Linked DNA regions of Homo sapiens: region 2 is linked to region 1. A link is a loop called in an ENCODE intact Hi-C map of the cell type or tissue named here. Cell type or tissue: GM12878. All regions are shown on one strand. Each heading gives the region's core, and the rest is flanking DNA. Links, peaks and the distances in the headings are about the cores only.

The links. A loop is a pair of places that touch in the nucleus more often than their neighbours do. Peaks named below come from ENCODE experiments on the same cell type or tissue, not always from the same donor. Only the 100,000 strongest peaks of a DNase experiment are listed, where the experiment ranks them.
Region 2: a loop joins it to region 1, with 3 times the contacts of the local background. A loop is called at or near these places in 2 of 110 quality-filtered maps.

The regions. Positions count from the first base shown.
Region 1 is chr6:39,603,594-39,615,582 of GRCh38, forward strand. It overlaps KIF6 (kinesin family member 6), which reads right to left. Exons shown (of 23, transcript NM_145027.6): 6 at 9,596-9,725. Among named protein-coding and RNA genes, the nearest start is that of KIF6, 120 kb to the right of the region's middle. In GM12878, for the core only: no CTCF peak of the experiment used is centred there; DNase peaks (open chromatin) are centred at 5,448 and 5,518.
Region 2 is chr6:39,356,235-39,368,223 of GRCh38, forward strand. It overlaps KIF6 (kinesin family member 6), which reads right to left. Exons shown (of 23, transcript NM_145027.6): 17 at 6,200-6,284; 18 at 4,161-4,296; 19 at 1,043-1,140. LOC107986594 (a long non-coding RNA gene) reads left to right here. Exons shown (of 4, transcript XR_001744111.2): 3 at 9,500-9,680. Among named protein-coding and RNA genes, the nearest start is that of KCNK16, 40 kb to the left of the region's middle. In GM12878, for the core only: CTCF peaks have their summits at 5,961 (motif pointing right) and 6,408; a DNase peak (open chromatin) is centred at 5,958.

The DNA of each region.
Region 1 (11,989 bases), core at 2,425-10,424:
TGATTTGGGGGCAAAAAAGAATTTTTTTCTTTTTTCTCTTCCTATTCAATAAGTGAAATATAATTTCTTGAGGTTTACATAATATGCTCTTGTGGATGTTTGTAAAATTAATTTTTTTCTGCTTTTAGTTAAACTAATGTTTTCAATCACTTCAAAAATGATTATAGACAGTTAATGCAGCCTTCAATGATTCAAATAACCTCTGTATATCATATTAAAAATTTTCTAGGGTACCACTTACTTATTTCTTGCCATAACTTATACCTTTTATTCCATTCCTGTGTACCAAAATCTTTTTTTCAATCACTTTGTTATCTTGGAGTAAAATATCTCGACAGGAATTTCCACTAATCTAGAATAGATCAAATAAAGGAAATCTCTTTTCGATTGAACAGGACATTATAAAGCATATGCCTGAGACTCCTTAAAACAAACCAACTAAGAACAACAATAGCAACCACAGGATCTAGAATTCAGCTTTCCACTTCAGTTCTCCTTGTCTGATAACACTTTCTACACTGATACTCTAATTGATCTGTTCCTCTGCTCACTTGCTCTATCTGAGTTGAAGACTGAAAATGCTAACTTCCATGTGGTTTTCTAAATGTTTTCTGGGTTGGCATCTTGGCCTTTCAGGTTAAACCTCACCCTTAATGAAGAATTACCGAATCTGTTACCTATTGGTTAAGTGATTCTTTATATAGTTCTTCCCATATTAAATGAATTGAATTAGGAAGCTTGCTATGCCCTTGATGTACTCTAACTCAGCCTGGAAAAGTGAGACCTGACCAAACCTAGTGGTTTAGCACGTGACCCTACAAACACCTACCTTGAACTTTTCTGGAGTTGTTTCAGAACACACTGCCTAGCAACAAAATATTCCTGAGTGGATATTCCTCTACTGGAATTAATGATCCTAAACTTCTCATTTTTCTTTCTGACTTTTCTGTTTATAAGATACCTGGCTTTTAGGAAAGTAGTCAAAATGATTTTCCCCAGTTGCAGGATTCTAGGTCTTTTTCTTATCCAGCATGTTGTCAAAGTAGTTTTGTAAAAGAGAAATAGACTAGACACACCAATTTTATTTAAAATTTAAAAACAAACTTTGGAGCAATCTGGAACATATAATAAGAATGTTCTAATAATTATGATTCACCTTTATGATAAGAATAGGTCTAGTATGTTTTATTGTGTATCCCTCCTAACAAGTCTGGAATCAATTTGATGGATTTTTGACTTTTACATCCTCAAAGATCTATTGGCCGACTCAAAAATTTTGGGAAAACAAAGTCAGAATTAGTGGTTCTGTTGAAGTTTCCTCTGTGGATGTCAGGATTTGGATTACTTCCCTAAGGGTCATTTCTCCAGGATTTGGCAAATTAAAGTCAAACACATTTATATCAAAATCTAAGTCGGCTAAATTGTGGTACATATGGGAAACTGAGAAGGAATTTTGCCTGTATCTTTAATTGGAACTACATTCAATTATCATTCTTACACATCATTCTTGAGCTAGATAGCATCATATCCTCCACAAGCATTAAGGTTTGCTCTCTGAACAATGAAAATTATATAACCCAAAATGTCTGCCCAACCCCCTGCTGTATTTTTCACTTGATTGCAAAAAGAATTATAAGCTAAATTTAGCCATCAAAACAGTAACTTATCATAATTGTCTACTCTGTCCATTTTTCATCTTTTAAATTGAGTTTGAATTTTTTTCTTTTTTCTCTTCCTATTAAAATTCAGCCTTCGCTTAAAAATTTCCAAGTCTGACTATTCACATAAGTGGAATAATAATATTATGGGGCTAAAAGAACTAACAATCCTAAGAATTTTAGCAGTTTATTCAAACTGTCTTTTTTATACATACTACATACCTTGGGATTATAGACAAGCTGAAATTACCTTTTACTATCCTGTGTATAAACAATTAAGACACAGGTAATGATAACACACCAAGGAGAATTTAGATATCCATTTGTATCATTTTGTTCTAATGAAAAAAAATATATACTGTGAAACTTTATTGGGATAGCACTCAATGCAATCTTCGAGTTTGGACATCAAGATCAGTAACAGACATAAATTTTAGGACAATGTCACTCAGAGTACAGATGCCGAAGAAAGAACTCTAGAAGCACAGATGTCCAGTGGTAGGCATAACAACCTATTTTATTTTCACTTATAGTTGACTTGTATTTTCTGACTAGATGCCCTTAAGTCTCTTTCTTTAGCTTTGTAATTTAGTAACTTCAATAGAGGATGTCTTGGAATTGAGCTCTTCCAATTTTTTCTTTGAGCTCTTCCAATTTTTTCAGTTACGTCCTTTTCATCTGCAGATTCAAGTAATTCCAAGTTTCAGAAAACTTTTCTCTAGTTTTTCTGTTGCCTTTGTTCCCTCCCCTTCTTCAGGATTTCTAACTATGCATAATTGGATGCTCCTTTGTCTCTCTTTCTAGATACACCTTCTCTCATTAATTTTTATATACTTAGTTATTTTTCAGTCACGTTTCTTCCTCTTCTTTTTCCCTCCTCCTCCTTCTCCTATATCTTCTCTTCCTCTTCTTCTTCTTCCTTTCTATTCACTTCTAATGGCACTTTAATCTCTTTAATGGCTTTTTCTCTTTCATTTATTTTCTGAAGTTTTTCAAGTTTGCTTTTCTTTGTCTTGTAATCTTTTTCTTTGGGCTCTTCTATAATATTAAGCTATTTTTTAAAAAACAAAGATTGTCTTTAAATAACATACTTAAGATTATGAAGAACAAGCCCTGTGCTCTCTGATTTAATCAGCCTTCAGATGTATGTTCCTTAGCCCTGACACCTACTCCATATATATAAATAGGTTGTGGGATGTTTTCTTTCTGATAATTTTATCTTTGAACATGACTATCCCTTTCCTAAAGAGTAGCCTAGAGGATAGGTGAGGAAATATTCATATTGGGTTTACATCCTGAATACTTTTACATTACATCTGTTATGTCTTTAGCCTCAAGAGCATAAACTTTCCTCAATATTTCACATGAATAGGTCTGGGATGGCTCACAGTTAAGTCCCTTAAATAACAAACTCCCTGAACCCCACTCACCAAAGGCCATCTTCTTTGGCATGAGCCTACATCACTGATCATAAAAATGGCTTGTATTTAAGGTTTCTTCTTTGGATCCACCTTCTATAGTTAGAATGAATATCTATATAACATTCCCAGAGTCTTCCTCCATACTTGCCTGTGTTTCAGATCTCATCACTCTAACCAAAAGATCATTGGATTTGCATTTGAGAATTGTGACCCTTTCTTTAAAGGGAAACTCTATCCTGCCTGAGGTTGGAGGACATATGAGTTGGCTCTCAGCACCCTCTCTCACCATAAGTCAAATTCATAGTATTTGGCAGGTTTTCTCATAGTTTGAGGTTATGGCTATTTCCTTGTTTCACTGAAGATGGCTTTTTTCTCCTCTCTTTCATTTTTTGTTGCTGTTGTTGGTGAATGTCAATAATACTGAATAGAGTAAAAGTGACTTTCATATGCTATGTTTAATTCGAGATGAGAACTTTAAAGATCAGAAGAAACTCTGGGACTAAATTTTATAGCCAAAAGACTATTCTTTTAATAATGTATATGGAGTATATAAATCTTAAAATTCTAATAATAGCTGTTCCATACCACTCATTTATTTTAATCGATGTTTTAGAACAAATCTCATGGTTCATGTAATACCATTAAATCAGGTTAGATCAGAATGCAAACTGTGTTATAACACAGAAGTGCTATTTAAAGAACACTGTATATTTCTCATGTATTTCATATATAAAATATAAGAACAAGAAAGAAATGCTTGTCATATAGTAAGTGCTCAAAATTAAAGTTTCTTTTCTTCTATACCTAGTAGGTATGTATAATAGATAAGAAAAGAGGTTAGAATTGTCAATATATCTTTTACTAAGGCTTCTAGCTACTTATCAGGGCCTAATAAGAAGAAAATGCTATTCTTATTTATTTATTTATTTATTTATTTGAGGTGGAGTCGCACTATGTTACCCAGGCTGGCCTCAAACTCCTGGGCTCAAGCAATCCTCCTGCCTCAGCCTTCTGAGCAGCTAGGATTAAAGGTGAGAGCCACTGCGCCCTGCTAAACATGCTATTCTTACTGTAATAAGATCAAGGCCAAAATATAGTTTGCCTGTTGTATATTTTGCTCTAACCAGGTTCACAAATTTTATAACAAACTTGCTAATTATATATAACTAACATATCTTTCAAACAAAAATTTGTGAGGATGTGTTAGTCAGTATCCCTTTAATGATTTTGGAACTAATTGAAACCAAAATCCTCTTGTTTTCCACACACATCCCACAAGGAGATTGGGGCTTAAAGTTGTGTTAACAAACACAATCACACAATAAAGCTACTCCTTCCTTCCTGCCCTATCCTTATGTTATTAGACAACACGTCCAAGAACAGCTGTTCCTATAACTCACATAAACCTATTAACCCCAACTCACACCCTGTCTCCCAATTATTTGCACTTCCACAAGGTCATACAACTTACTCCAAAAGTTTGCTAATGTGCAAAGCCTGAGAGCTTACAAAGCACATCAGCATAACTCAGATAAATCTAGTACACATGCTCCACGGTTTATGACATGGGGTTATGTTCCCACAAACCCATCATAAATGGAAAATACCATAAGTTGAAAATGCATTTAATACACCTAACCTACTGAACATCATACCTTAGCCTAGCCTACCTTCAACGTGCGCAGAACACTTATATTAGCCTACAGTTGGGCAAAATCATCTTGCACAAACCTTATTTTATAATGAAGTGTTGAATATCTCATATAATTTATTGAAGACTGTACTGAAAGTGAAAAACAGAATCATTGTATGACAACTTGAAGTACAGTTTCTACTGCATGCATATCACTTTCGCACCATTTAAAGCTGAAAAATTGTAAGTTGGGGAGTGTCTGTATGTCTTTTATTTCAAGCAAAGAATTAGGTATAAAGACCTCTAATCCCTCTTGGGGAAATTATTTATAAATCCCATAAACTTTGTTGATAGGCTAATTATTTGGAAAGTAACCTCTTTCAAAAGATTTGAAGTATCACACACACACACAAAATGTTGAAGTCATCTGTGATGTTCTCAGTACTCACTAATAGGCACAGTGTACCATAAAATCACTTTCAATTCTGGGCCTGACATTGGAGGTCTTATTGCCTGAAATCACCAGGTCTTCCTCTCTCATGAATTCCACAAAACAGTTAATCAGTAACTGATGACCTACTAGTTGCCAGGTGCTGAGAGAATAGAGATGAACAAGACGAAAGTCTTGTCTTTAAATAGTTGCCAGCTAAGAACTCCAGGGCCTGTCCAAATGTTATTTAATTCAATTGTTTCTATATCCCTAGAAGGTGGGTATTATTATGCCCATTTTACAGGTTAGAAAGTACAGTTTAGACCAGTTAAGTGACTTGTCCAAGGACACACACTTGGCAAAGGGTGGAGCCAGGGGTAGAAAAGAAGGTCTCCAAAGCTCATGCTCTTCAGCACTACTTGGCGGGGATGGCAGGAGATGGTGAAGAAACCACAGAGTAGAACCAACACTGACTGGAGGAAGTCACCTGACCATTCACGTGGGAAAGGAAGCCAGGCGGAAAGAAAGCAAGCTGCCCACCCAGGGGACCCCGGACTTTCCCAAAGTCGGCACCGAGTGTTCCTTTCTCACCAAAGGTCCCCTGCAAGCAGTTTCACAGCAAATGTTTTATACCAGATACAGCATATTATTGCTCCAGAATCCATCCAGGTCAATAACTACACCAGGTAATACCTATATAAGAAATTATATGCTAGACCACTCGGACACAGTATTCACTTCCTACAGCTGCCAGTACACAGTACAACAAACTGCTGAATAGGATGAAGTTCCAGCCCTCATGGGGTCAACGGATCAATCAGACCTAACCTAACACTTCAAGAGAGAAACAAACAGAAGACATGAACAAAAACAGAAATGCAAATGGCCAACGAAGATATAAAAGTATTTGGTAATCAAAATGCAAATTAAAACAAGATTTCTTTTTTTGTCTACCAAATTGGCAGAATTTTCAAATGTTGTGGTGTTGACAAGGGTGCAGAATATAGACCTGCTTGGTTTTTTTTGCCTCTGGGAGTGGGTTTCAACCAGCTTTCTTAAGGGTAAAGCCCAGACTGCTCCCAAATTTAGCCTGAGCACATTTAAAATGCTACAATGCACATTCCTGGGCTCCACATGGAAGAGATTCTGAATCCATCAACCAGAAATGTAATCCAAGAAACTGCATCATTTAATTATCACAGGGTATTCTAACACAGGTTTTCCTAGGACCATACTTGGGCACAGAGTGCCCTAGACCATGGGTAGGACTATGCCTTCAAGGTAGGGGCAAATGGTCCTATCTATGGCACTATGCATGGCCTGATCATTGAATGCAGGCTGCTTTCTTCAGTTAGATTTGATGACTTGATAGAAATATTTCAGCTATAAGACAAAAAAAGTATCAAGTTATACTTGCGACTGGTGGACTTGGATGCTGGGTCACACACAGTTCAGCTTTTATAATATTTATTCTCTTTGGCCCAGCAGTTCAACTTAAAAAAAAATTTATCCTAGGGACATAATCAAGTTTTATTCAAAACATTGGTAGGATTGCTGAAATTACTTAAGAGTTCTGAATAAATAAGAAGAGGCTGAAGCTACTCTTAATAACTTTTCCTTAAAATGCTGGCTATGGGTAAAGAACATGAAAGGAAAGAGCACTCCACTTTGTGTCCCACATATTCAGACTTTGTTTTGCAAATGTTTTCTGGTTACCAAGGCAACTTCTGGATTCCTCTGTGTAAATGGGAAATTGGGAACTTCGTTTTTTAAAAAAATGATTCGTTTGTTCTTTTTATCCTGGTAAGATCGTTCTGTGCTGACAAATTGCATTCTGACAGGTTGTAATCCAAAACATGCTTTTTTAGAAGACTGTGAATAATAAGGAATTTCTAGTGGTTGACAGTTACTTGTCATTTATATTTTTATGTATTTGCTTTCATTGCTTTCAAGGTATAAACTAAGGTGCTAAATATTGGGTATACTTTTAAAATAATTTAGAAATATATATATAACATGTCTACAACAATGGAAAGACTTACACTAAGCAGGCTGTCATTGTAACATGGTAATTATTATTACCAAAGAAAAGACAAAAGCAAGCACAGAAGCAACCAAAACCTATTAGACTTGGTTTTTTAAATAAAACAGGCTTTACATAGGAAAAATAAACAAATTAAACAAAAATTAATGCACAACCAGCATTATTAGGATTAGCCTTCTTCAGGTTTCAGCTATTTATAATATTAAACACTCATCAGTAAGTAATAGGAAAAGACCTGGAATTCTGGCTGGGCGCGGTGGCTCACACCTGTAATTCCAGCATTTGGGAGGCTGAGGTGGTCAGGCCACTTGAGGCCAGGAGTTCCAGACCAGCCTGGCTAACATGGCGAAACCCTGTCTCTACCAAAAATGCAAAAGAATTAGCCAGGTGTGGTGGCGCATGACTGCAGTCCCAGCTACTTGGCAGGCTGAGGCACAAGAATGGCTTGAACCCGGGAGATGGAGGTTTCAGTGAGCCATCACACACACCATGGCACTCCAGCTTAGGCAACAGAGTGAGACTGTCTCAAAAAATAAAAAATTAAAAAGAAAAATTTTAAAAAAGACTTGGAATTTTGTAAGGTGGTAAGACAGGTAAGTTTCACAAAGGAATTTCCTTAAAACTTTGCAAAACCCCAGCCTGAAACCATGTAGTTAAAGTTCATGCATAACTTTGAAAGAGCAAATGGCCAAGCTTTTAAGCTACTGGAGATCATGGTGGAACAGGTTAAGGGCCTTTCCATAACCCACTGAAGGTGAGGGAAAGTAATTGGCAAGGATGAGGCCTGTACTTCTCTAGGGATGGATCGCCTCCGAAAGAAAGTCAGTTAGCACTGAGGCGGCAACAGGCTCCTCTACTTGTTTTCCTTATAGAAGTTTATGAATCTATCTTTTCTCTTTTTCATAAGCATTGGTGGACAGGACCCATTTCTATTCTGTATCTCCTCGTTTGCTGTTTATTAAACTATATATGGAGGAACAGGATTTAGTGGAGCATGCTAAATCCTTTGTCATCATACGCCCAAATTCTTACTCAACCTTTATTCCTTAATCTTCGATTATTATGACAAATAAGAGCATCACAAAGATCAAATGGGCAAAATGTTGGAGTACTGAGCACAAATACAAATTTGTAAAGCAAAACAAAATATTCTGAGATTTAAAACTACGTGAATGTTGTTTCAAATAAAAGTAAAAATTTAAGCGACCTTAAATCCATATATATGGCACATAAACTCAACCTATATAAGTTAGCTAGTCTATTGAAAAGTATTGATGCAAAACTGGTAAACAACTGTGACAAAAACAAAAACTAAGGGCCCAAAATAATAACAGATATCAATACGATGCTTTCAGTATCTGAATTTGGTTTGCATTGGTCTATCTTGCGTCTAAGGCAGGGCATTCTAGAGGGCAGACATGGGGCTGAATAAAAGGTCCCTTGACGGAGATTTTTCTCGGACTACTTATGCTTTCAGCTTACTATGCCTACCTAATACTTGTTATCAGAGACAAGGTAAAATACAGAACTCTGGAAGGGTGGTTTAAAAAGAAAATGCCAGTGAAAACAGTAAGCTGTTCATTTGGGGAACTGTTCCCACACCACCACCACCACCACCACCATCCCATTCCCTTCACCACAGTGTAGCTGGATGAGAGCTTCATAACCCTCCATCTGCAATCAGAAACCAGTTACAATTTGGGCCCCTGACCAAGCTGGGTCAATCCTAGCTCCTATATAGAATTCTCAGATAAAATAGGAACTCAGTTAAATTTGAATGTCAGATTAACAATGAATAATTTTAAATATAAGCATGTTCCAAATATTGCACTGAGATATACACACTATAGTGGTGTTACCAGATATGCCAACAATAGCTGCAAATGCATAGAATACTCCCTATGTTCAATGCATTGTTCTAAGTACTTTATACATATTAACCCACTAACTAAATGAAAACATATGGATATGTAAACACATGCCAACATATGGATGATTTCAGGTTAGGAAAAATGGACTGAGTATTTTTAAATTTTAGAAAATATGCAAAACTTCCTACAATTAAGACATGTAATACATTGTCATTAATGTACAAACCAATTTGTATACAACTTAGAATATAAAAATAAAAACTTAAAGGTAGATACACTAAAGTAGAAAAAGCAGTGGATTGAGAATCCAGGGGTCTAGATTTCTGTTCCTGCTCATTAGCTAGCTGGGTGACCTTGGGAAAGTCTCCTCACTTATCTAGATCTGGGTTTCTTTATCTGCATGTGAGGTTTGGACGAGATTATTTTTAAGGTCATTGTTGGCCCTAAACTTCTATTATATCTTTTTTTTTTCTGCCTTGGCTTCAGATACTGTATCTTATAATGTTGAAGAAACAGCTTGCAGAGAGAAGTTTATTACCTCTGCAATCATTCGGTTGGTGTCTCCTAAAAAAAGCAAATTCAGAGCTTCTTCCTCTGTGGTTGCCTGATGGAGAGTCAAGTTTTTCAGGTGAATGTTCTGATCAGGATCCTCCAGTATTGTCACTTTCCTAAGCAAATGGGAAGCAAGAAAACAAGGTACTGCTGAGAATGAAAAGAACTTGAAGTCTTCCCTACAGGCTTTTAAAAAGCTGTATAGTATGACGTCTTGAACTTATAAAAGCAAATAACACACAAGATACCAGACAGCACTGGATTAGAATCAAACACTGACATTCCCTTCACAGTACTATCAAATAGCTTTGAGACTGAAAAATATATTACAAGCTCCTGATTTAAAGCCACCTGTCATTGTAATAATCAGATCGCTAAATCATCTTAGAATGCATATTCTTTCTGAATTAAAAATACAGATAATAATTTTCTATCTGCATATCAGGAAACTAGGCCATATTTTTTCTGTGTCATGATTCAGTTTCTTACATAGGCAGTGAACTCATTCCTTTGTTCAATTTCATATCACTTTCAATTTACATGACATTTCAAACTGGTTCACTTACCAACTTAAACGTGATGAAAATTGAGGCATCTGTCATCCTTCTAGGAGTTATTCCCCTATTGAGTTTTCTCATCAAGGTGAATAAAAAATTTTCAAGTCTTATAATAAAGATTTAGCTTGCCATTATTATTTTAATGCCTCTCAAATCCATTTCTTGATCCTTTTTCATTTACAACATACCTTTCCTTCCATTACATCCTTTTAGTCAGAGCCTTAGATCTGGAATTACATTCCTCTATTACAACTACCTTAATGGGCATCCTGATGCCAACACCGTTTCCTCCCAGGTGAATCCTAACCCTGTTTCCAGAGTTGGCTTGTCAATACTCTCCCTAAAGTCCTTTCAGGACTTTCTGCAGTGGAACAAAATTTGGCTAAACTCCTCATACTCTGCTTCACAGGCCTACAGATTTGAGTCATAAAGTTACTAAAGAGAGTTCCTTTCTACCTCTTAAATTTTGCCTTCTTGATTTTCTTAAGAATTGTTAAGGAAAGGAAATCTTATTATTCACAAGTATTGCCAAAGAGTATCTCAGGTATCTTCACTCGTTTAAAACATTTGGAATTGTTGACACTAAGTAAATGTTGGCATCATCCAGCACTACTTTTCCTTTAAAAGAAAAACTAGCAGATGGACATGTGTAATTTTCTTTTTTATAAAAACTTATTAAGAATATCTTAAAAATGAAGATTTTGCAAGTATCATAATTTTTTTCATCTTTCCCTTTTGTAAGAAAGTTATCTGGACTTTCATATGTAATTTGTGAGCACTTAAAATCCTAATGGCAGGAAGAAAATGTAGCTCTACCAGCACATCTGTGACCAATATGTCACTAATAATGTCCTCCTTTGCCAAGTTTTAGACTCTTTTTTGTTTCCTTCAACAATACCAGCAAAAATGGAAAAAGATCTTTTCTCTTAATGAAAACAAGTGTAATTTATTTATTTTTCAACAAGACTCTTAAGTGAGCTTATTAAAAATGCTTGGAAAAGAGAAAGGCATTTGAATTGAATTGAATTGAAATGGATGAGTTGTATTCTATTTTTAAAAACTCCCTTTATTCCTTAAACTTTATTTCCACCCTGATTTTTCTGAAGTGCTCAAGAAGGTTTGGCTAAATTAAATCCCTAGAGACACGGAAGTAATGATTCTTCCTAAACCGACAGATTCTGGGGCTTATAGGTGAGAGAAGTTAAGTAATATTGGAAGATAAAGTAACAAAATAAATAATGAGATGGTATATTAAAAGTGAGAAAAGGGCTAGGTGCAGTGGCTCAAGCTTGTAATCCCAGCACTTTGGACACTGAGGTGGGAGGATGGCTTGAGCCCAGGCATTCAAGGCTGCAGTGAGCTATGATTGTACCACTGTCCTCCAGTCTGGGAGACGGAGCGAGGCCTTTTCTAAAAAAAAAAAAATAACTACATAAAATAAAAAGAGAGAGAGAGAAAAGAAGAGAGTTCTGCCTTTGTCAGCATGAAGTCAAAAACGAATTATCTAACTCTAAGGCAAAGTCACCTATGATACACTTTGAAAGACCAAGACAGATACAATACTATTCTTGTGCAAGTTTGGAAAAGGGAGAGATGGGGTAGCAGCAAACAATTCAAAGGTGGTGCATACACTCATTGGGCACTAAATGTACGTCAGGCACTTGCCTTATTTCATTTAATCCAGGTGTTCCCAAAAGGAACTATCTGTGGATACACACACCCACCCCCACCCACCCCACTCTCCCCAGACCCCCATACACAGCACTGCTGCTTAGGTCCCATCCTAAGAGATTCTGATTTGATTGGTCCAGGGTATGGTCTGG
Region 2 (11,989 bases), core at 2,060-10,059, 250 kb before region 1:
CTTATCACATCATATCATGGGGACTGTCTGACACCTTCTTCTTTTTTTTTTTTGAGACGGAGTCTCTGTCGCCCAGGCTGGAGTGCAGTGGCACGATCTCAGCTCACTACAACCTCTGCCTCCTGGGTTCAAGTGATTCTCCTGCCTCAGCCCCCCAAGTAGCTGGGATTACAGGCGTGTGCCACCGCACCTGGCTAATTTTTGTATTTTTAGTAGAGACAGGCTTCCCCATGTTGGTCAGGCTAGTCTTGAACTCCTGACCTCAGGTGATCCACCCACCTTGGCCTCCCAAAGTGCTGGGATTACAGGCATGAGCCACCGTGCCCGGCCCTCTGACACCTTTTTTAAAGCCCTATTTTATATTTCTAATGTGAGGGCTCAGCACCCCTTCAAACCCAAAGGATTGCTCCTTGGTGGCAGAGACGGAGGCCCCACACATACTATCCTGGCCTCTGGCATCAGATGGACAATGGCAGGAGGCGTGCTTCCTCGGTGCTACCCCCTGGGTTGTGTGGTTGGAAAGAGACAATAACATGGTTGTGGGGAAGTAGAGTCCCTGCTGGTCATCCCATCATGTAGGGAGACTGGCTCTGGGCCATCCTCATGTGGTGTTTTTGGAGGCTACCTGGATCCTGGCTAGGACGAAGAGCTCCCCTGTGTCTCAGTAGGCGGGCTACCCACTGTCCCACCACCACTGTCCCCCAAACCCCCTTCTCCCATGCTATGACCCTGTTCCATTCCTGCCAATCCCTTCTTCCCACTCAGGAGGCAGGACCAGGGCTTGATTGTGAAACCTCTTGTCTCTTGTTACCATGGCAGTAGGTCTACTGGCTGTCAGAGTGAGGGACTGAAGGGGTGTGCACTCCAACCAACTTGAAAGCCACTGTCTTGAGTATCTACGACTAATTAAACAGTAAAAGGAATTAATCCTGCTGGATCATATGGCTTATCAAGAGACATGAGAGCCACAGGAATAGGTTAAACAGAAAGGTAGGGAGCCTTTTCTGGGAACTCTAACACCTCCGGTGAGTTCTCACCTTACCTTTTGTTAGAGAGGAGTTGGGACCATTCATGCTGGGAGTCAGATGTCTGGAGAAATGGCTTCGTGTGATCGAGTGAATTCACTGCTGGAGAATTTACCTGTTGGCCCCAGAAGGAGTTTCACAGTGTTAGCTTGAATCTAATGACATAGGAAGATGTTTTTGATGTAATTCTTTTTTTTTTTTTTTTTTGAGATGGAGTCTCGCTCTGTTGCCCAGGCTGGAGTGCAGTGGCGCGATCTCAGCTCACTGCAACCTCTGCCTTCTGGGTTCAAGCAATTCTCCTGCCTCAGCCTCCCGAGTAGCTGGGATTATAGGCACCCGCCATCATGCCCGGCAAATTTTTGTATTTATAGTAGAGACGGTGTTTTGCCATGTTGGCCAGGCTGGTCTCGAACTCCTGACCTCAGTTGATCTGCTCACCTTGGCCTCCCAAAGTGCTGGGATTACAGGCATGAGCCACCATACCCGGCCTTGATGTAATTCTTAAGGGGAACAAGCCAGCTATAAAAGTTAGTGTACACAAGGTGTATGGCCAAAAACAAATCTAGACATGGTAATGACCATAATGATGGCTTCAACATATTGTCTAGGGATGGTAAAGAATTATGGGTAATGTTTAATTTATTCTTTATGCTTTCCTGTGCTTTCCAAGTTTTCCACGTTGAACATGTATTCCTTTTTAAAGATAGGAAAAAATTGTTTAAAATGTTATCTTCATTCTTCAAAAATACTTTCTGGTTTTGCTTCTCCTTGTCCCAAAGACCCCCTACTAAAGTCAGGAGACATCCACCGAGCACTTTGTGTAGGGGAACAGCTCTGCAAGCTGCATGTCCCCACATAGGCCTCAAGAGCAAGGCATAGATCACAGCTGGTCTAAGTCTTGGCAGAATGCCCTGTAAGCCTCCTGGAACGTGAGTGCATACAGGAAGCTTGTGAGTGGTTGCTACTAGGTTATTTCCCACTTGCTTCCCTATCCTCCCAGAAGGCTATCCTAGAAGTTTCTTGTCACCTCTCTTGTTCTAATGAGGTTTGGAGCTTTCTGCCTCTGCCCACTGAGGGTACAGCTGCAGGCTATAGAACTGCTCAGGGGCAGCATGGAATTGGCCCCTCTGTACCAGTGTATCCCACCATCCCCCTTGCTGTCATCTGGTCCCTTTTGTTTCAGTGACATCCTGTGGGGCAGGGGACACATGGAGCTGACACCCTTGCCTACTCTGGCTTTCGCTGTCTCTGTAAGTCATACACTGTCTGAATGTGTCAGCTTTGCCTGGACACTTCCTGAGTTTCGCTGGTATGACCCTTGTCGACCGGTCAGTGGTGGACTCCCTCGGGCACCAGCTGGGGAAGGCCTCATTCACTGATGAACTTGCCAGGAAGGGCTCTTAACCTGGAGTCCACAGACAGAATCCAGGGGCTCTGCCAATGTGGATGGGAGCCAATCACAGCTGCATTTCCCCTAGCTGCTACCTGAAATTATTTCTTTCAGTGATAAATGCAGACAAGAAACCACAAAAGTATTAGCAATACCTGTGACTTTGTCACCAACGGAAATCAAGCATATTTTCATATCACCTGACAGTTGGTGTAGAGATCTTGAAATATTGTGTCATTTCATCATGACTTTGAAGTTATGATAAATATTGGGCCTACACCTAGATCTTATTAATTAGTGCGTTTTAAAAGTGGTACATGTATTACTATACCATAACTCAAAATATTTTGATAACCGTATTTCATTCTAACTAGTTTTCTTTGTTATCTCGTGTATTTAATTTTATCCAAATATTCTTCTCCATTGTCCTGCCGCGTGGCCACTTGCTATCACACTGGTTATTGCTTGGCTATGTCCTTGGCAAATCATCTTCTCTGGCTCTCAGTTTTCTTGTCCTTAAAATGAAGGGATCAGCCTGTCAGATAATCAGTAAGCATTCTGCCAGCCAGAAAAGGGATCTGATTGTGCGTATTTTAGCACTTCCGCTGTGCCACAACTGAGGTGTTACATGAGGAAAACTGAAACTGGGATTTTGTGCTAACACTTATGGAAAGGTCATTTTAGCCTTCATCAAACAGAAAACTTCTAAGAATTTGTCTAGGAAATATGCAAAAAATTATCTGCAAATATGTTTTGAGTAAAAAACTAGAAACAACCTAAATATTCAGCGATAGGAGATTAAAACATATTTACATGATGGAACAGTAACAGCCATTAAAACAACGCTGTAGGATAATAACATGAAAAAGTAGCCATGCTATACAATTAATTTTTAAAAGCCATTTGCGATACTTGAACAGCTATGTGATTTATTATTATTATTATTATTATTTTGAGACAGGGCCTTGCTCAGTCACCCAGGCTGGAGTGCAGTGGGTCTATCACTGCTCACTGCAGCCTCGACCTCCCAGGCTCAAGCACTCTGCCCATCTCAGACTCCCAGGTAGCTGAGACTATAGGCACATACTACCACATAATTAGCCTGGCTAATTATTTTTATGTTCATTTTGGTAGAGACAGGGTCTTGCCATGTTAACCAGGCTGGTCTTGAACTCCTGGGCTCAGGTGATCAGCCTTCTGAAGTGCTGGGATTACAGGCATGAGCCACCGTGCCCAGCCTGATTCTATTTGTACAAAAACATATGGATATATATGCATAGAAATCAAGGTAAAAGAATATAATCAAACATGTTAATATCAATTACATTTAAGTAGAGGAATTATGGTGATTTTTACTTTCTTCTTTGTGTTTTTCTGCCTAGTAAAATTTCTATAATTCATATTCACATATATATGACTATGATAAGAAAAACAATAAATGTCAGTAGGAAATCAGTGGAGAATATCACACAAAGCATTGGTGGCAAACCCACTGATTTTTGGGAGCTGCATCTTTTATCCCTAATTTTTCCATTAATCAGGCAGAATTTTAGGCATGACAGCAAGGAAACAATGAACCCCTGCCCTTTTGTCATCCTTGTTACTACAGTGAGCACCTGCTTCATGAGCAGGGGCTGAGACCATGGGGGCCTGTGGGTCAAAGCCCCCACTGTGTCTCTTGACAGCCCCAGTGGGGCTGCATGACTGGCCCCTCCCCAGCTTCCCTGATGTTCCCCAGGCCATACCTGCAGGTTGGTGGCCTCCTCTGCCCACCAGACTTCAAACTCTTTCTGTAGCTTCACCTTGGCTTTGTCCATGAGCAGCTGCAAGTGCTCGATCTCCACCTTCAGGGCTTTCAGGCGAGTGAACATTGTTTTATACCTGCGGTGGAATCGGGGAAGAGTCAGGGCACTGCTGTCTTGAAAGCACGGCATGGATGCAGGGCTGTAAATGAATGGGGCCCGTGCCTCAGAATCCCGTCAGAGCTGCCCTGGTGCTCAGGGACTGGGACCCTATAGGAGCTTCGGAGGCCAGGCTATGGCACCAGGGTTTGAGTCCATCACAGAGAAGCAGACGGAGACATTTTGGTCCAGTAGGCCCATGGGAATCTGTGTGTGAGATGAATAGCCTCTCCCCCAAGAATGAGAACTGCCATTTGCTGAGCACTTACTAAGGGATAAGCATTGCTGCAGGCACTCAACATATATAAACTCATTTAATTCTCCTCACAACCCTATGAAGGAGATACTATGATTATCACCTCCATTTTACAGATTCGGAACCTGAGACAGGTATGAAGAGGTTATATAACTTGCTCTATGGGACAGAGATAACTGAGGAGCCAGGATTTGAACCCAGGTGGTCTGGTTCTAGAACCACAGTCTTAACTGCCTCACCATTCCGCTGGCTCACCTTCATGCTGAGGACCAAAAGTAACACTGTGCTTATGAACGCATACATATATTGGTTTTGAGAATGCTATAATGAATCAGAAATTGTCCAATAGGAAACAGTCCAATAGCCAGGCCGAAGAGATAAGTTGGCCTCTAAGGTGACACTGAGATTGGAAATGTGGGCCAAGGGGACAAGATGAAGATGGAGTAGAGACACAAGAAGAATGGGTTGGAGGCTGGGTGTGGTGGTTCACACCTGTAATCCCAGCACTTTGGGAGGCTGAGGCGGGTGGATCACCTGAGGTCAGGAGTTTGAGACCAACCTGAGCCTACATGGTGAAACCGTGTTTCTACTAAAAATACACAATTAGCTGGGTGTTGTGGTGCGTGGCTGTAATCCCAGCTACTCAAGAGGCTGAGGCACGAGAACTGCTTGAACCCGGGAGATGGAGTTTGCAGTGAGCCAAGATCACACCACTGCACTGCAGCCTGGGAAACAAAGTGAGGCTCCATCTCAAAAAAAAAAAAAAAAAAAAAAGCGGGGGGTGTTGGAAAGAAACTAAGGAAAATGAACAGAGCGAGGGAGAAGGTGGACGACTGGCGAGGGCCCCAAGGGAGTGGAGAGCGACAGCAGCGTGTGTGCTCAGGTAGACTTCTGTAGGAAGACACCTGCACATCTGCCAGGAGCGACCTGAAGACCAGCGCCTGGGGCTTTGATCTCCTGGGTGTGCGTCGGGGGGCAGGGGCGGTGGTGCATGCCAGGTCAGCTGGGGGTTGGGGTGGGGCAGGGAGTGTGCTGCAGTGACACCACCAGCTCCTTGAGGCAGGGAAGATGACTGTAGTCTCTCCAGAGCCTACCCATGGCATGGAGGAGATAGCACACATGTGCTAAATGCATCAATGAATGAGTGGATGCAGCTTGATCAGCATGTGGAGCAAGATTCGGTGACCATGCTGTATATCAGGAATGGCTACATGCCTGTTTATGCTTGAGGCTCCTCACTCTGTAAGTGAAGTCGTTTGGAGACCCCAAATGCCTGCGGCTGCGTGAGAGTATGACGTTCTCAGGACTCGGAGGGAAGTGGACTTCAGCCATAGGCACGCGGAAAACCACCGTGGTCATATTTCTTGGCTCCCGTAGGTGGCAGCAGTGGACAAGCCCAGCTGCTTCCCGGGCCTGGCTTGGCTTGTTCTGCATTCTAACCTCACACTGCCTGGGGTCCTGCCTTTCACACCTGCCTGCTCAAAGGCAGCCCCTCCTCCTCCTGCTGTTCTAGGATCCAGCTGCTGGACCCACATCCCTGAGTAGCTGCAGCCCTGGGAAGCTCCAGGACGACACTGAGACCCTGGGAGGCTGGGCTCGGACTGTGTGTGGCTAAAAGGAAGGGCACCTTCTCTTTTCTTCCTCCAGTTGTGATCGCAGCTTCTCCTCCTGCTGGTCTGGCATCAGAGGCACGGCCATGTTTTCCGAGATTCCTGTAGAAGGAAGGTGCCAATGGGATGGTGAGAAAGAAGGGTAAAAGGAAGAGTGTGATATTTGGGCAGATGACAGAGTTCAAGGGCACCCCAAGAAGAAAGGAGCCTCTGTGAGTTCCTTCTGGGGCCTCTTGGTGGCAACCTCTGCTCAGCTGAAAGCCCTGAGAGGAGCAGCTTCCAGGGTTATTGTCCCTCTGCTGTCCCTCCCACTGCCAACATCTGTCACTGGAAGGGAATCTTCCTCTGTGTCTACTAATCCTTTTACTATTGAGCTCATTCATTTCCTGTTGAGTTTCCAGGGAAGACGCAAAATAGCATTTCCCCATCCTCTGATAAAGAGCCCTTCAGGGCCAGGCACAGTGGCTCACGCTTGTAATCCCAGCACTTTGGGAAGCCGAGGCAGGAGGATCACCTGAGGTTAGGAGTTCGAGACTGGCCTGGCCAACATGGTCAAACCCCGTCTCTACTAAAAATACAAAAATTAGCTGGGCGTGGTGGCGGGCGCCTATAATCCCAGCTACTCGGGAGGCTGAGGCAGGAGAATTGCTTGAACATGGGAGGCGGAGGTTGCAGTGAGCCGAGATCATGCCATTGCACTCCAGCTTGGGCAACAAGAGAGAAACTCCATCTCAAACAAACAAACAAAAACAAACAGATAAACAAAAACAAAAGCCCTTCACAAAAAAAGGAAACCTCTCTAAACCATCTGACATCTTTCTCTGCACAAGTGGAGGTGCTTAATTTCCAGCCTCAGAATCGTGTCTCCTGTTTTTCACTCCCTCTGCAGCAGTGGTTCTCAAGCCTGATGAACGCAGGCCATGTTAATTCACAACCAGGGATGAGCCCAAGCCTTGGCGATGGGACCATCATGAGGCCCAGGGGAGGGCTGAGCACGTCAGCAGGGATCAGCTGCTGCGTGTGTCTGCGTCCCTGCTGATGCCGACCTCTGTCTTCCCCCACATGACTGCCACTGGTGCCTGGTTGCCTGCTCTGGCTAGTGTGCTCATCTGAAGCTGGCTGTCTCCTAGCCCAGAGTGTGGGGACTTTTTATTCTTCTAGGAGTCTCTTCGTGGTTGCCCTGCTTTTCTGAGCTCCACAGACAACATCCTAGAAGTCGTACAGCCCTGCTTTTTACTCTATGTAGGGAAGACTCTGCTACAGTCCATGTGCTTCCAGACATGCTCAGACTGAATCCTTATAGCATTTATTTGTGGTAAGTGTTATTATGCCCATTTTACAGATAAGGATATTGAGGTTCAAAGAGGGTAAACTGCCCAAGTTATGTGGCTAACTTCAGGAAACTTGGATTCAAAAATCCCTCGTATAACATTTCTGACAGAGGGTCATCTGCTTTCTGCTCAAATACTTGCAGGGATGAGGAGCTCACTACTTTGCAGGGTAGTGCATTTCATGGCGGACAGCTCTGTTTCCTCCTACTTTTGAGCCAAGACATTTCCCGCTAACTTCTTTTCACCTCTACTTTGGCTCTTTGGAGCAGTGTAGCATATCTTTCTTCTTAATCTGATGGTCCCTTAAATATCTGAACAACAACATCAAAATATCACATGTGTCTGGAACTTTTTTTTTTTTTTGAGATGGAGTCTCGCACTGTCACCAGGCTAGAGTGCAGCAGCGCGATCTCCACTGACTGCAACCTCTGCCTCCCAGGTTCAAGCGATTCTCCTGCCTCAGCCTCCTGAGTAGCTGGGATGTAGTCCATCCCAGGGTGGTGTGGTAGTGGTATGGTGCACACCACCACGCCCAGCTAATTTTTGTATTTTTAGTAGAGATGGGGTTTCACCATGTTGGCCAGGATGGTCTCGATCTCTTGACCTCATGATCCACCCACCTCGGCCTCCTAAAGTGTTGGGATTACAGGTGTGAGCCACCGCGCCCAGCCCCCTTTTTTTTCTTAGACTGACTCCTGCTCAATCCCTCACCTGAAGTCTCAGTGACCTGGTTACTTTCCCATTTATCTTAAGTGTGAAGGCTAGGTCTTGACATAATACTTCCATGGGTCTGAAAGGTATAGAGTAGAGTAGGGCTCCTCTTACCTTTTAAAAATTTAAGCTCTATATTTTTGTAGTAGGTGAATTACTAACAATGACCATTTACTGGGGACTTTCTATGTTCTAAGTTCTGCCAAATTCTACTAGGCACTGGGCTAGGTCCTCCATGTACCCTATTGCTAATTCTCAAAATAACCCTTCAAGGATGGCATTGCCATCTTCTTTCAGCTAGATTCTTGGTCTCAGAGAGGGCCATGGATAACTCAAGGTTACATAGCTACTAAATAGCAGAGCTGGGATGTGAACCCATTTGTTTTTTTCTGATTCCAAGGAGCTAAATGTTTCTACCAGACAGCCTCCCCAACACTGCTTATGATTTTTAGCAGCTCTGTCGTGGTTGGCCCCTATTAAGCTTGTGGTCAGTTTTAAAACTTGCATTTTTTAAAAATAAGTGATTGTTAAAATGCGTCCTGTTTCAGTGTGATTGTCCTTTTGATCCCAAAGGCAACACTTCACATTTATTGGCAGCCTAGTCTGCTGAGAGGTCCTTATTCTGTCACGCCATTATTCTTCCCCTTTGACTCCCTTACCCATTTGTTACCTGTGTCTTTTGTGTCATTAGCTTACTGATAACTATGCTAACTGGATCACGATTCTGTCTGTCATCTTCCAGGTGCCATTGACCCCCCTTTTCCTTATGTCAATTGCCAACTTTAAATCGACAGGCAGAGCAAGTGTCTTATTTCATTATCTAAACACAGGACATGCAGATACCATCAACATCCCACCTGAAGTCCACACTGTCATCTGTGTTGGTGCAATTTATTGGCTCAGATGAGGCAGCCCGCCTGTCCACATCACCCACAGCCCCCCAAGTCTCAGGCACAGGAAGCCCTCAAGGGCAGAGATTGGGGTCCTCCTGCTCTTAGTGTCTTCCCCCAGTGCTGTGTTCAGACTCCATGAGTCACTCCATGAGGGTGACTCAGTGCCTCGCATGTTTGCTGGCCTTGCCTTCTTTGAAAGTCATCAGACATGATAAACTGAAGGAAGTATCTTAATATGAAACCGACAATGGTAGGACTTTCAATGGACAAACAATTCCTTTTTAAAAAGTTTCAGAAATGGGCCCAGGTATCTTCCAGCCTGCTAAAAAAGTAACACTGTGAATTTCCTTCCTCCTTTTAACACTTTTGTCCCCACCCCAAGGACACCCCCAAGAAATTCAGTGAAGCCCCACTCTGCGGTGACTGGCTAGACGTCCTGCTGCAAGCCCAGTACGTGAGAGACTGCTGGAGGCGGGCGGAGGAAGGGCTGCTGGACTCACACAGGGCCATCTCACCCGGCCAGAAGAGGCAGTCTCCAGGCCTTGGTGAACAGACAGCAGAAGGTAGGGGGGACGGCCAGGGCGGCCTGCTTTTCCATTTAAAGGCTGCGGTCACCCCATGTGAACGCAGAGCCCCTCTGTAGGAGGCAGGCTCTTGCCTCAGCCCATGACTGGTTGTCTTTTCCTTGGGCATCTTGCAGGTTCCCTGGCAGGTCACAGAGTCTCAGGTGCCCTGGAAGTGTGTGGGGTGCTCGGGAGCCTTAGGCAAGGAGCACATTCTGAATGCAGCTGACACAAGCACAGAATGATAACATCAACGCCATCTGGGGAGTCGCTTGAGCCCATTCCCTGCGCAACACCACTTTCATTCTCACCACCTCAGCTGGCAGACATGATCACCTCTGCTTCACAATCAGGAAGACCAAGGCTTAGGGTGACTGGGTGGCTTGTGCGATGCCACAAAGCTACCAAATAGCAGCGCCAGGCTTTGGATCCAAGTCTAGTCACTCATCCGCTTATTTAACAAATGTTTATCGAGCATTGACTATGTGCCTGCCCCTGTTCTAGGGGGATTCCAGTGGGGAAGACAGACACTAAAACCACAAACAATTGAGTCTGCAACATCATGCTGGGGATCGGAAGGTGCTATGAGGAAAGACAAAGCTGGGTAAAAAGACAGGATGACAGGGTGGAAGACTGCCATGCTAGGTAGGGTGGGTGAGGGCCTCTAAGTGGGGGGACATTTGAGCAGTGACCTGAATGGAGGAAGGGAACAGGCATGCAGAAATCGGGGCACAGAATGTGCAACAGTAAGTGCAAAAGGCCTGAGGTGTGAGCCTGCTTGCTGCATCTAACAACAATGAGAAGGCCAGGAGCGGTTGGGAAGGGAAATCGTGGTGGGAGCTGAAGTCAGTGAAGAAACTGAGGCCAGACCCTGGAGGATCTTGGGAGCCATGGTAAGGACACTGGCTTTGAGAGAGATGGGAGTATTTTGAGGAGAGGAATGGGCTCGATCTATTCCTTTGAAAGCTAAGTTGAGCATTTTTTTTTTTTTTGCTGATCAAGACAAAGCTACTCCAAATTGAACAACAGTTAATGTGGAGGTGGCGCCAGGAAGCCGGGAGTCTGTTGAAAGGGTCTGGGAAAGAAAGCTGGGGCAAGGGACCTTGGGAAGCCAGAATGAGGGCACAGCACACTCCACGACACAAACTACCCACGTTGTCATGACAACCAAATGGGCCTGCTGCCCAAGGTGATGTCTGCTTGGTGAAATGCATTGCAGCCTCACCAGGAGACAGCCTCTGGCTGCTTCTGATATGTTCTGAGGCTTGGCTCATCAGTAACCTCTGAAGAGAAATAGGGGCTGGGAACTCAAAGGGAACCAAATAAAAGCCACTGAGCAAGAACAGAAGAAGAGGGAGTAACTACAAAGGGCATTTGAGTTTTGTAGGTCTCCATCCCCACGGGGACTCTGGCCAGGGACAGAGCCTCCCATCACCTGACAGGAGGCACAGGGAGCCCTCCTTTCAAGGACAGGATTCTGGCTGGGACAGCAGCACAGGAGCTCACAGTGCCGAGTGGCCTGCGAGGTCACACTGTTCATCTGTGGGGAGGCAGCTGCCTCCAAAGCAGTACAAAAGCAAGAGAAGGGTTTCACTCAGTGGCTGTAGGTCTGAATGGCACACAGGAAGAAGCCCTGAGCAGTCAAACAGTAACTGAAGCTTCAAGTTGGGAGGACGCACAGACGCACAGTCCCAGGCTGACCTTATCTCTGAAGTCACGGGTGTTTTGGAATTAGCCGTGCAAGGACCAGAGGGGCTCTTGCTGGGAAGGCCAGTCAAGATGTGGACCCCCTCCTTCCTGACATAATTTCTACTGGAAAGATCTCTGCAACTCCTTGTCCCACTTCCCCATGCCCTCCTCTCAAACGCTCTCTCTCCCACGCAGTTATCTGATATTTGAAATGTGCAGAATAGTTTTTTTGGTTCAATGGTTCTCAACTGGGGGTGCACATCAGAATCACTTAAGGAGCTTGTAAAAGCACACAGACAGCTGGGCCCTACTCCAGACCTACTGAGTTAAAATTTGTCAATAGGGTCCCCTGGTGATTCCAATGCTCACCCCTTGTTAAGAAACACTGCTTATGGCTTCAAGCCCAGTTTCAATGCAAGTACTCTGTGCAGAAGTTACTGAGAATACAGGCCCTACAGAAGTTTAGATAGGATGGTGTGTAGGAGCCAGCACGTCCCCTACATGCCTGCCTGCTTTCCAGACATTTGGGAGCCACTGTGATAAAAGTAAATAGGGCTTCAGGGGTTTGCAACCAGGAAAGCACACTCTCTGTAAGGTTGAAACTGCCTGCATCGGGCCCT